Regions from separate parts of the Homo sapiens genome. Here region 2 is linked to region 1. The links are chromatin contacts, found by Hi-C in ENCODE. All regions are on one chromosome and are shown on one strand. Each heading gives the region's core, a stretch centred on a gene start or an enhancer-like site at or near the end of the contact. The rest is flanking DNA. Distances are from core to core; before and after follow the strand shown. Region 1 holds the start of PALS2 (protein associated with LIN7 2, MAGUK p55 family member). Region 2 holds the start of LSM5 (LSM5 homolog, U6 small nuclear RNA and mRNA degradation associated).

What was found. Hi-C counts contacts between places; a loop is a spot of excess contacts on that map. Pooled maps may share reads with other maps.
Region 2: a loop to region 1 is called in a map of B cell, with 19 times the contacts of the local background. The contact joins the promoter of LSM5 here to the promoter of PALS2 in region 1. A Hi-C loop is called at or near these places in 3 of 168 maps with a recorded cell type or tissue (B cell, CD8-positive, alpha-beta T cell and naive thymus-derived CD4-positive, alpha-beta T cell) and 4 of 50 pooled maps.

The regions. Positions count from the first base shown.
Region 1 is chr7:24,569,407-24,576,359 of GRCh38, reverse strand. PALS2 (protein associated with LIN7 2, MAGUK p55 family member) reads right to left here and starts at 2,908. Exons shown (of 12, transcript NM_001303037.2): 1 at 2,767-2,908. RefSeq lists enhancers at 2,040-2,159, 2,210-2,259, 2,205-2,704, 3,570-3,669, 3,690-3,759 and 1 more and a silencer at 2,360-3,429.
Region 2 is chr7:32,487,017-32,493,969 of GRCh38, reverse strand. LSM5 (LSM5 homolog, U6 small nuclear RNA and mRNA degradation associated) reads left to right here and starts at 3,590. Exons shown (of 5, transcript NM_012322.3): 1 at 3,590-3,650; 2 at 4,626-4,721; 3 at 5,318-5,345; 4 at 6,213-6,285; 5 at 6,677-6,953. The coding sequence starts at 3,605. The coding sequence ends at 6,709. RefSeq lists an enhancer at 3,638-3,687.

The sequences.
Region 1 (6,953 bases), core at 1,659-4,158:
AAGTCTCCCCCCAGTGGTCAGATACAAGTAACAGAAAAGGAGGAAAATCATTGCAGCTTCTGTGAGACTGAACAGGAAGACTAAACAAAACTGGTCCCTACAACAAAAAAATAAAATCTTTAATTCAATACTAGCACCATATCAGGAAAGAGATCTCTTGTGCTTATCTGCTCTTATATTTATAAATGTGAAGACTACTTTTCTAAAGAACCTACAGTTAAAACAAAACTAGCATAATTTTTCTCCGCCTAAGTTTTAAGGAATAACTGACATATTCCCAAACAGTTCAGTATTTATCAAATGGGTAAGTGTTCATTCTTCCTGAAATAAACATCAGCACATCACTTACATGGTTAACTATACTTACCTGAAGTAGAGTTCTGATTTAAAAAAAAAAAATCTAGTCACTCATCAAGTGAATCACTCTGGAAGGAAAAATTATTAACTATTATATACCTAATGTGAATTTTACAAGATACTCTTTTTCAAAAGTCACCTAGCAATAGGTAATTTATATTAGAGTGATGTCAAAAGTATAAATGCGTCCTCTTACCTCTTTTAATTTTATTTTCTGGCTGTTTTTTTACAATTAGCCTTTGACTAGCACTAATCCTGTATTATTTGTAACTCTCTCAGCAATAATATGATGCTACTCCATTTTTACAAAGCTCAGATGTCAAAAATATGAAAGACATTTAATTAAAATATCTGTTTTATTCTGCTAATCCATTATTAAGTAGTAAAGCATGTAAAGGGATAGTAAATATTCAAACAAGCAACTTCAATTTTAAAACAACTTTTTAAAAAGATAACACATAGAGTCACAGTTATGTCTTCTTGGTTATCTCAAGCTAAAAAGAGGGGGAGTGGGGAGAGAAAGAGAGAAGCAGGCTATGTAGTGCTCTGGAACAATTTCAGCCTAAAATGAGACTCAGAAGCAAACTGCTCCCTCAAATGTTTAAAAATATGATTCATTTTTAAAAATCCAACAGTTGGCCTAAAGAAAAAAAAAGATTCTGTCTTATATAGAGCTACTAGACTTGCTTAAACACCTTAATTTTTCCAGTGTTGATTTAACCTAGAATGCAAAATAATTCATTTTGACATTCCAGATGTCAAGAATTCGGTGGCATCAGTAAGGACACATACACACCTCTTTCATAAAGATGGTGTGCAGTCTCCATAGGACAAAATTGAGCAATTAAAAGTGTTACCATTTGTGTATTATGTAACCGTAGTCCAGAATGAAGGAAACATGGACCTTAAAGAGTAACACATCGTGCAAACACGCATTTAAACACCTATTTAAATATATGATAGATTTAAGGTACAAATGACCTCAAAATGACACAACCCACAAAAGTTCTTTGTTTACTGTTAACAAGGCCTCAGAAGACATAACTATAATCAGGCCTACTACCCACTACCCTATCATTGCACAGTAGATGCCTACAATAAGCAATATTACTTGAGGTCCGTTGCTATACCTATATACGGAAACTATATACCGCATTACTAAAAATGTTACTTCGCCTGGTATATTCGACCAACATAAGTTTACAAATGATTTGCAAAATTTCACGGGAAGAAATGGCTGCTAAATCATACTCCAATTGAAACGCATTTTAACGCACCCCAAACGTTCTCAGCTACACTACAAGACCACTTGTAATATACTTGAAGCACAAAGTAAAATTCCAACACTCTCCAAAGGCGTAGGAAAGAATAAAACGTGGCTAGCCTGACCTTACCCGGCTGTTTATAAGTAATGCGGAGAATTTTCTGAGCTTCCCCGGCAGTCTTCAATTCTCTCCCTCGCTTCACCCCCACCCCCTACACAGATGCACACCCAACTGATGGAAGTTTAACAAATGTAATCTCGAGCTGCAATCCCAGAAACTGGTAGGATTGAGAATAAACTCCCAGTAAAGTGTTAAAAAGTCCTTCTGCAAAAAAACATCTACCAACCAATCCACATCCTGTCACCACACGGTCGGATACCTCAATCGACTCCCCTGCTGACCCTCCACCCAGCCAAAATAAAAAAGCCCCAGCACCTATTTGGTTTCAGACAAACGTACCGAGAATCCGCGAGCACGATCTCAGCAGCGAACGCCCCCGCGGCAGCCTGTGCTCGGCCCACAGCCACTTTGGCCAAACAACTGGAGTCTCGTACCTCGGAAGTAGCGGCGGTAGTTGGAGAAAGCCTCCTCCCCTACCAACTCCGAGCTCGGGAGAGAACCGGGAGCCGGCGGAATCACCCCCTCTCGGGACAGACCCCGGAGGTGTCAGTCACAGCAACGCCGCCCCCAGGCCGGCTCTCCATTCAGGCTCCACCGCGACTCCCGCCGCAGAGGTGTAGGCACCCAAGCCCCGCGCCCGAAGGGGCCCCGCGCGTCTGCGGCCCTAGCCCCAGTCGGGGCCGCGCCGGGGAGCGCGTGGGGAGCGGCGGCAAGCAGCATGGGCCAGACACGTTGCCGAGCTCCGGCCCGCCCAGCCGCCCGCAGCCAGAGAGGCAGGAGCCCGGCCGAGCGCCCCTTCCGCGCGGGCCGGGCTGGGGGCGGCCAGCAGCCTCCCCGACCGCGGCGCCGCCGCCGCCGCCTGCCGGTCCCTCTTCCCCGCGCCCGCCGAAGCCCAGGTGCCGAGGGGGGCGGGGCGGGCCAGGGTCCCCGCGTGGCGCGCCGCGCCGAGCAACAGGGCGCCCCCGGCCGGCCCGGCGCGCGGCGCGACCGTTACCCGAGCGGCGTGGGGGTCCAGTTAACTCACCGGCTCGCACCTCAGCCGCCTCCGCGCCGCCGCTGCCGCCGCTCCCGGTCGCTCCCCGCCGCCGCTGCTCTCCCTCAGCCACAGGCGCCGCCGAGCAGCCCCATCTGCAAACTCGTGGCTCGTAGTTGAGAACTGGAAATGCGTCTCTCACTGCCCTCCGCCTCCCTCTCTCTCCTCCCCCTCCCTCGCTCCCCACTCTGCCCCAGCTCCGGTCGCCCCCGCCGCTGCCTCCGCGCGCGCAGCCAGCCGCGCCTCAGCCGCCCTCCTCCTCCTCCTCCTCCTCCTCCTCCTCCTCCAGCCGCCGCCGCCGCCGCCGCTTGGGCGCGCTCCCAGCCGGCCTCGCGCGTGCGCCGGACGTCGGGGAGCGCGCGCTCGGGCGCGAGGAGGTGCCACCGCCTCCGGAAAGCCGGGCCCCGCCCCTCCCGCCGCGGCTGGGCGCCCAGGTGGAGCCCCCTCCCAGCTTCTGAGCGCCCAGACTGACTGCGCTCTGCGCCCGGCCGGCTCGCTTCAGGGGTCCCGGACCTGCGCCCGCGAGAGAGGGCTGGTCGGACCCAGTCCCCGCCGGGTCTCCTGGGCCGAAGTCGCAGCTGTCTGTCAGCATTTACGGGTGGGCAAGATACTCCTCGGGGCATAAAACAGGCTCCGCCCTGACCTTTCTGAGAGTTTTACATTCAAGAACCCAGTCGTGGGGCACAAAAGAGAAATGGAACGAGAAGAAAAGCCTCTGGAAAAATCTCCCCCTCCCCCTTCACAGACTCCACTGGATCTGATGTGTATTTGGCAGGTTCTACGGCGCTGACTGTGTCCTTCATTAATTTTTTCCCAAAGGCCCGACCGGGCAGTGTGATTCACACCCGAGGAAATGCATGGACACTGGCTCTTTTCATAGCACCGAGGCTCCCGTGGAACTCCCTGGGTCGGCTTTGCCAGACACTCCCTGGACACAGTTGTTCAGCTCCTCCCCAGCACCTGGGCTTCCCAGACCTCAAAAGGGTGGGGTTGGGGAGGGCATGCCATCCTTTCAGCCTGGACTCTGCGTAGAGCTTGGTGAACTGTGATGAGTGTCCGGATGTGTAGATGACACATTTTGACAGAAGTGCAGATTTAATTTTTCAGTTGAAAGGAACTGAGCAATGCACTGCAGCAGAGACTTCTGGCTAGAAAAACATAGCAAGGCAGCCAGAGAACTTCCGATCCCCTTAAAAGAGCTCTGTGAACCCTCAGACCTGTGACAGGCGGCTTTTGGAAAAACTATTGTGTTCTTCCTAAAATTGAAGAATGTAATTTACATTTTACAAAATGCTTACTGCAATCTTTTCAAACCATGAACGTAGAAAGTGCAAGTCAAACTTTACGTGTGAGGAGTGTTATGAGGTGGCCTCCTCTGTGCAGCCTTTCCTGGCTTCTCTTGGGCACCTTGCACAAACCAGACCATTAATAAGTGTTTGCAGAATAAATGCGTGCATCATGGCCCTTTGGATTCAGAGATGAAGTTATAAGTTGTATTGTCTCCTCTCTTTGTGAATGTGGCAGGCATGGAAGGGAGAGAGAAAATACTATTGATGAGATGTATTAAGAAGGTCCAGTGTCCAAAACAGTGATTTTTGTGTTTATCCTCAACCAAGCATCAAAGATTAATTTACTTTTCCATTAGGATCATTAATTTTGCAAACCAACATGCAGGGGGGCCTTGTACAGTGTTAATTTAGAACCTTCTTTCCTGGAACCACAAACCCAGGCAAAGGTAATTGGAAGCATTTAAGGAGACTCAAACGTGCCCAGGGCACAGAGTAGCTTTGGGCCCCCTGTAGTCAGGATGGCTGGATGAAATGAAGTGGAGTGGGCTCGGAGCCCAAGGCAGAGACAAAGCGGAAGGATGGGGTTTGTCTTCTCGGGGTGTCAGCAAGACCTTTCAGGTCCTTCTTGCTGCCCCAGGCCCACTTGCTTCTCACAGGACACCCATGGGTCCTCCCTGCTGTACCCTACCCAGGCTTGTGAACTCTTTTCCCTTCTGACTCTTAACCTTAACACATCCCCTTGGACCCAGCCACTTAGTTACTTGCCCTGAGCTTCTCTGGGGTTGGGGTGGGAGGTAGGGTATGAATGTCATTTCCAGATATGTTAGTGATCCTTAATAGTGCACTTTTATTTCCTCAAGGGTCTTCTGGAAACAATGTCCTAACCTACTCTACCCCTGCTCCCTGCAAGTAGAATGATGTTAACTGAGGAAGTTTTAGGGAGGGAGGGTTTGGGGTAGGCTCTGCCCCTCAAATTACATGCAGACCTACCTGACTTAAAGCTGGCACCACTCCTGGCCAACTGCTTTATCTCTGCATCTACCAGAGACCCAGCATTTGGGAGCAGGAATACAGGAACAATTATCTTTCATTTGCAGTTCCAAGTCTGTGCTCTAAGTAATGACAGCAGCTATCAGATGGAGGCTTATCACTGCCGTAAGACTCAGCTTCATTCTTAGAGTCAGAAAAATGATTTTGCTCCAATAACTGTCTTTGATTGCTCCCCTTCAGAAAGCTCTTGCCGGTGAAGTTCCTCTCTCAGTGTCAGATGAGTATTGTATCAAATACTCATATACAGTTATAAAAGGAAACACTATTTCCTTTTATAAATGATATTCCCATTTTATAACATTCTGCCCTTCCTCTAAACTTTAAAGGTGGGACATGCCAGGATAAATTTAAAGTGTTCTCAGTTAAACATTGGAACTCCCATCATTGGTTCCCAACTCAGCTTTCTGAGAGGTCATCATACTGAGACACCACCATCCATTTCCCATACCGGTTACAAATTCTTCATTCCAAGAAAGGGGAATGATATGATTGAGAATGATGGTGGATCTTTCTCTTCAGTGTCCTTAATAGTCTGACTTTTCATTTCCTTCAAGGTTACTCTAAAGGGATCATAATTTTACCACAGCCCAGTATCTCCCAACGGTAATTCAATTTAAAATTTGAATTTTGATTCTTAATTCAGGAGCATCCATCACTCAATTTTGTTTCCTCCTTCAAATGTAAACAACATACACTTTTAATGTGATTACATTTTCTTTTCTCTTCTGACCTGCTTTGCTCCTACAGAAATTGAGAATTTTGCTAATAGCCCCGAATTTTAGCAAAAGCAAATCCTGTGTACTTGTTTTTCAACTAATCCATCATAGTAAAAGCAGTGACACTCCTGGAGGATAGCTTTATTTAAAAATGCAACTGGCATGCATCACAAAGTCCAACCAAGTTTTCCTTCAGAATACTTTATTTAGCTTCACTCCTTTTATCTCTGCTCACAAAGCTAGGTCAGATTCCAATTTCCAGCCTCCTTGCTAACCTTTCTAATTCTAGCCTCTCTCTTGCTTCCTTGCAATTTATCCTATACTCAGAGCAGTGCTTCTTAATTTTTGGCTCTTTATTGAAATCACCCAGAGAACTTTAAGAAACAAAACAAAGCACTGATGCTTTGATGCCATCCCAGACTTAATTGCTCTGGAGCACAGCCTGGGTGCCAGGATTTTTTCAGAGCTCTCCAGATAACTCTAATACGCAGCCAGAGTTAAGAACTATGGAAATGAATCATCTTCCAAACAACATTTATACCAAATCTTCACAACAGTGGGGTAGCTCCAAATTACCTCGAGTAATCAAATTAAAATTCCTAATCCTGTGCTTTAAGACTCTTTGCCAATTGACTAGAATAGTCCCCTTTCAAAACAGCTTAAATTTATCTCCTTCCTAAAGCTTCTCCAGATTAGTCTCACCTGGCTGCCTGAAGATCACCGTTCCCAGCTCTGAGCATCCCGACTGGCACTGGTTTACAAACCGCTGGACCTCAGTTGATTGTGTACATTATTGTTTTAATCTTGCTTTCATAGATATTTGTCAGAGGCTTTTCTTATAATCTAAATCTTTCCAAAAGTCCCACTGGGTCAACTGTCTCAAACAGAAATGTCTTAGCAGAACTTTCTCCTCTAAACTAGCTGTCTGAAAAAACATTTCCTGATACGATGGCAGTTCTTTTTTTTTTTTTAATCATCACAATTAAAGCCAAACATTATAAGAACTTGAGTTTTGGGGTTGTTTGGTTTTTCCTTAAAAAAGAAAACTATATATCTCAGCATATCTCCTTGACTTTTCTTACCATTATTTGTTTATTTTAGGCATTGGAATTGGGCTTCCACA
Region 2 (6,953 bases), core at 2,341-4,840, 7.9 Mb before region 1:
TGAGACAGGAGAATTGCTTGAATCCGGGAGGTGGAGGTTGCAGTGAGCCAAGATTGCACCATCGCACTTCAGCCTGGGGGACAAGAGCGAGATTTCCTCTAAAAAAAAAAAAGATATATATAAAAAGAGGGTCAGGCGTGGTGGCTCATGCTGGTAATCCCAGCACTTTGGGAGGCCGATGCGGGCAGATCACTTGAGGCCAAAAGTTGGAGACCAGCCTGGGCAACATGGTGAAACCCCATCTCTGCTAAAAATGCAAAAATTAGCCAGGCATGGTGGTGTGTGTAATCCCAGCTACTAGGGAGGCTGAGGCAAGAGAATCACCCTAACCCGGGAGGTGGAGGTTGCAGTGATCTGAGATGGTGTCACTGCACTGCTCTCCAGCCCAGATGACAGAATGAGACTCCATCTCAAAAAAATAAAGAAAGGGAGAGAGAGAGAAAGAAAAAGTTAGTTACTGGGAAAATTGAGACAGAAAGTGAACAAGGGAATTTCCAGGATTTTTTTCATCTCTAAATACACAGACTGGACCACTTAAGAATTTAGAATATAGGTGGGGCATGGCGGCTCACACCTGTAATCTCAGCACTTTGGGAGGCCAGGGTGGGTAGATCACTTGAGTCCAAGAGTTCGAGACCAACCTGAGCAATGTAATGAGACCTCATCTCTACAAAAAATAATAAAAAATAAATAGCCAGACTTGGTAGCACGCGCCTGTGGTACTGGCTTCTCAGGAGGCTGAGATGGGAGGATTGCTTGAGTCCGCGAGCACACCACTGTACTCCTGCCTGGGTAACAGAGTGAGGTCTTGTCTCTAAATTAATAAATAAAATATGATGGGGTGTTGCTATGTTGCCCAGGCTGGCCTCAAACTCTTGGGCTCAAGGGATCCTCCTGCCTCAGCCTCCTAAGTAGCTGGGGCTACAGTTGCCTGCCACCATGCACATCTTACATTATGTTTTAAATGAGTTGTATTAATGTAGAATAAATTCATTAACAAGATATTGTCCACAAGGACAAATGTCTATTGGGAAAATAATAAAATTTCTAATTTAACTCGAGGGAGAAAATTAGAAATGCCTTTCTGAACATATAATACATGGAAGAGCCTTTGGTAGTTACATGTATTTTATGATAAATTATAAATTCTATTTTACGTCTTCTACTTAAGACTTAAAGGGAGAAAAATCCTTGAGACATAGAGCTATGACATATTTTCAAGTTCATAACAACTCTCCATTTGGAATTGGCCTGTTCTTCCTTTTTGTGTCTTGCCTCAGGAGAGAAAATAATAAAAATACCACTCCCTGAAATCCCCATTAACTCTACTATGTAAGTGAACTATATATCGTTCCTTTTTTCAGATTCTAAAGAGATTTTCTTTATTCTTTATTAGTGGCATTCAAAATTGCTAATGTTTATTCTGTTTTTTTTTTGTTGTTGTTGTTTTGAGATGGAGTCTCACTCCGTCGCCAGGCTGGAGTGCAGTGGCACGATTGGCTCACTGCAACCTCTGCCTCCCAGGTTCAAGCGATTCTCCTGCCTCAGCCTCCTGAGTACCTGGGACTACAGGCGTGTGCCACCACACCTAGCTAATTTTTGTATTCTTAGTAGAGATGGGGTTTCACCATGTTGGCCAGGATGGTCTTCATGTCTTGACCTCGTGATCCGCCCACCTCGGCCCCCAAAGTGTTGGGATTATAGGCGTGAGCCACTGTGCCCAGCCTATTTTTCTAATTTTTAAAAACTCTATCAAATAACAACAATGTTTTGAATTCTCCCATACTGTCAGTATGGTATGGGGAAAATAAAATAGGAATAGAAAAGGAAAACCAGGAAAAGAGGTGGTTTTCAACCAAATGAGGATTGGACAAAAAGAAAAAAAGAGAAAGAGAAAGAAAGAAGCGTCACAAACAAATCTGGCATTACTTCGTATTTAAAATCTTATGAAGAGTAAGGAGAATGTTGATGGGTGTGAATGAAATAGTGAGAATCAATTTAAAGAATATTCATTAGGCGCCCTACAGTGTGCCTGAAAATGTAGTGTGCACAGTGTATAAAATAAGAAATTGCTTCCTTAAAGTGGCTTATGTCTGGTTATAAAAATAAGATGAATGCAAAACCAGCTAGCAATGCTAGCTTTATGTAGCTTCACTCTGAGCCAGACATCATGTATTAGAAAACAAGGATAAGTAATAACAGCTCATGTTTAAAAGGGCTATGTGCCAGGTCCTATGCTGACCACTTTTCATAGATTATCTCAATTAATCTTCACATTAATCTTATGAGTAGATACTGTTGTCCCCATTTTTTCCAATGGGTATATTGAGACTTAAAAAGTTAAAATAACTTGCCCATTGTCAAATAACTGACCATGGAATTTGAACCAAAGTCATTTAATTCAAAATGAAGAAATTTAATCACGTAAACTACTGCTTCCCATAATTCTCAGCCTTGAGGAACTCAGTCTATGAAGGAATGATGGGTGCTTAATGACCATTTGTTGTATGAATGAATGACGTTCTTTGTGGCCGCTCATGTTTATTGTTTAGCTTTTTTTTTTTTTTTTTTTGAGATGGAGTTTCGCTCTTGTTGTTCAGGCTGGAGTGCAGTTGCATGATCTAGGCTCACTGCAACCGCTGCCTCTCGGGTTCAAGCAGTTCTCCTGCCTCTGCCTCCCGAGTAGCTGGGACTACAGGCGCACGCCACCACGCCCAGCTAATTTTTGTATTTTTAGTAGAGACGGGGTTTCACCCATGTTGGCCAGGCTGGTCTCGAACTCCTGACCTCAGGTGATCCGCCCGCCTCGGCCTTCCAAAGTGCTGGGATTACAGTCGTTACCACTGCGCCTGACCTAGACTGTTCAGGTTTAAGTTCCTAGGATACAAATATAAAACAGACTAGGGCCGATACTTTGCTGTTTTCAACACAGAAGTGGAAAGCATGATTTTACACTTCTGGAATAATTTAGAGTGACATCTGGTGGTTGCCTGTGAGACAAGAATTGTTGAAGAAACTGAATTTAAAAGCCTATAATAAATAAGACTACCAGACATAAAAAGATAAGAACGATGAATTAAAGTAGTAAAAAGTTTAAAAAACATATCTTAAATCCTCACTAAAGAAAAATTTTAAAAAATGCTAGTTGCAGATTTTCAATCCACTGGACTTTAAAAAGAAACAATAGATTCCTTAATGAGTAGTTGTAACGAAAATTGTAACAGTTAATTGATGGCAGGAAATACGAATTGATTTATACTGGTTTGAAGATTCTGGCTTGAGAGGAAATGCAACTTTACGGGGGAAGAAGACTCAAACGTTACAGGAACAATTTATTCACAAGGCAAAATATCTTCAACGTCTCTCCAAAACTTCAAGGGCATTATGGGTATCTGCCGAGATGGTAAAATGTCCAGTGGGCAGGAAATATTTCACCGGATCTCACTTGCCGGGGAAAAAAGCCAGTGAACGCGACCCACGCAGCTGACTAGATCGTGCGCTCGGCCTCAGATTGGTCGAGCCTGTTTGGGCTGCGGAAAAAGCGGAAGCGCGCTTTTCAAAGTCGTCCCACCATCAATGAAGGCAGGCCACTTCCGGCGTAGCCATGGCGGCTAACGCTACTACCAACCCGTCGCAGCTGCTGCCCTTAGGTAATCGCCGTCCTTTGGGGAGCAGGAACAGGGAGCTGACATTCAGGATTGGGGGCCGAGGGGCTGTTCCGAGGCAGGCCCTGGCCGAGTGTGGGGAAATGTATAAGACCAAATGCGGTTCGACTCTGAGCTCCAAGTCTTCGCGACAGCAGGCCGCACCTGCTCTTTAACGTGGTCGGGCTCCTCCAGGCAAGGACTTTGACTTCTCAAACCAGACCTTCACTGGAAAAGGTCCACATTTAGTGAACGCGTCGTCGGCCTACTTTGTTGTGAGCCCGCCTCTGCAGTGTTATAGGTAGTAGGCCTACTTCTCAGCCTGGCGTTTACGATCCCCAGATTAGATAGACCATGTTATGTATGTGGTTGGTTAGTGACACTAACACCCTGGTCCGGAATGAGCCTTAAATGAGGAATCTGGAAACCAGCTCTGTTTGTTATTTATTCATTCAATAAGTAGTAACTGAGTATCTATACACTAGATACCGTGCCTGGGCATTTTTCAATGATAAACCATAGCCATTGCCTTCAAATAGCACACAAGCCAGTGGAGGAGAGAACACTGGACAAGTAGACATCATGCCACATAATGCTAGGCTAGCTAAAGAGATGTTCAAGCTACCGTCAGAGCACAGAGGATAGACAGAGTTGGGAAAGGGAAGCAGTGACCGGAGAGTTTCCGGTGAATATAATTATACCTATCTCCTCTTATATTTTTGTAGTTGGTGAAGAGTGATTGAACTAGTGGTCGTGGCCGTGATTGAAAAGTTTTCATTCCTTCATGCCACAGACTCTTTTGGAAGGCTCATTATGTGCCAGATGCTGTGCTTGAACTGAGATTTGTATTATAAGACCTAAAGTTATTGAATGAATGTTTTTCCTGGTTTTTCTTTCACTATATGCAAGTAAGAGTGCCAGTAGGCACTCAAATATTTGTTGAAATAATGAATGGTAAAATAATATTTTTTCCCTCCTCAGAGCTTGTGGACAAATGTATAGGATCAAGAATTCACATCGTGATGAAGAGTGATAAGGAAATTGTTGGTACTCTTCTAGGATTTGATGACTTTGTCAGTATCCTTTTAAAAGGTGGTGGTGGTATAGGTTTTTCTTAAGTAATAACATAAGAACTATAGACAATCAGTATATTTGTGATTATTATAATAAAAATCAGTTCATTCTCAGGGAACTTATGATAATGTTTTAAGAGGTATGTATTGAAAGACGGTAAAGTTCCTATCAACAACAAGCATTTTGAATTTGAGCCATTGTATTAAACATTGTAATTAAAACTGAACAGGCGAGCCCAGTGGCTCACGCCTATAATCCCAGCGCTTTGGGAGGGCGAGGTGGGTGGATCGCTTGAGCCCAGGAGTTTGAGACCAGCCTGGGCAAGATGATGAAACCCTGTCTCCACAAAAATTACAAAAATTAGCTGGGCATGGTGATGTACACCTGTGGGTCCAGCTAATCTCCGGGGCTAAGGCAGGAGGATCCTTTAAGCCTAAAAGGTGGAGGCTGCAGTGAGGTGTGATTGTACCACTGCACTTAAGCCTGGATGACAGAGCGAGACTTTGTCTCAAAACAAAAACAAAAACAAAAAACAAAAGCTGAACAAAGGCAGAAGCTAGAGTAAATTCTGTATTTATTTTCTTAACACCAAATTTCAGATATGGTACTGGAAGATGTCACTGAGTTGTGAGTAGTGTTAAAGAATTGGGGGGAATCTCTTCTTAATTAAAGACAGTTTTACTACTTTTGAGTAAAATTATTTATGAGAAAACATTACCTCTTGGTGGAATAACGTTAAAGATAGACGTTTTATCTGTTTGCTTGTAAAATTGGATCAGAGTGTTATTACCTTAATGTAATTATTAGTAAACGCCTAGAATATTAGTGGAGACACAGTTTTAAGGTAGAAGATAACAAAAAGAGCCAGGAATTTTAGGGTTCAGGTCAAATAAAGGAACTGATAGTAAGAGCATTTAGGCTGGACATGGTGGCTCATTCCTGTAATCCTAGCACTTTGGAAGGCCAAAGGAGGAGGATTAAGCCTGGGAGTTTGAGACCAGCCTGGGCAACAAAGGGAGACCCCTGTCTCTATAAAAAATTTAAAAATTAGCTGGTTATAGTAGGGGGCAGCTGTAGTCCTAGCTGCTCTGGAGGGTGAGGATCCCTTGAGCCCAGGAGTTCTAGGCTGCAGTGAACTATGATTGTACCACTGTACTCAGCCTGGGCAACAGAGCAAGACCCTGTCTCTTAAAAAAAAAAAAACCCAAAAAACATTTCATTTCATATTTGATTTCCTGGGCAAGCTTTCACTTCTTTTTATGAAGCTCTGTCTGATAGACGTGGGTCTTAGTGTCAGTGAGTTCATTCTGCTGCTTTTAATGAAGGTTACATTACCTAGTGGATAACCTTTGTATCTGAAAATTGTGGATATAATTGCTCAACCTCAGTGTAATTTGTATACAAGGATAACCTTTTTAGGGAGGGTAAGTATTTCCAAAATGTTGGCTTTGATTTTCACTGTTTGTCCTGACTGTATTTTATCTATTCATTTAGTGAAATCACACCAGAAGGAAGAAGGATTACTAAATTAGATCAGATTTTGCTAAATGGAAATAATATAACAATGGTAAGACACATTGAAACTGTTTTATTTTGATGGGAGCCCATTTTTGGGGAGCAGTGATTACAGAACTAACCTTAATGTTGCTTGCTTGACTAAATGATCATGGCCCAGTGGTGCATAAGATGGGAAAGGGGTTCTCTGTGGTCAGGGTCCTAAAGCTCAGCTATTGAAGAGGCATTGGGTCTAAAGGTTAGTTTGCTTGGAACTTTTAATCGCTGTTGAGATAGTAAGTATTAATTGATGACGTTGGGAATTGTAAATAGATACTGACAATCTGGAGAAAATGGGAACGTGGAGTGCAGGGGACAGGCAAAGGTGGCTTAATGAAGAGCAAGGGGTTTTTAGATGACATGGTGGTAGTGTTATTAATAAACTCTTTTTCCTCTTTATGCAGCTGGTTCCTGGAGGAGAAGGACCTGAAGTGTGAATGAGTTTCCTTGACTTACACTAGATTTTGTTTTGGCTTATAATGACAAGAAAATGGAATTTTTTTTCCCACTTTCTAATGTTTAAATCCCATAAAGCTAAGTTTCCCGTTAAAGGGAAGTGCTTTGAAGATGTGTACCCATTTTTGTAAGTTAATCATGATTATCCTGGAAAAAGAAGAAAAGAGCTTCTTCTTTGCAGATGAAAATAAAGGTGTTTTTGGTTAACTGTCATTTTGTTTATTC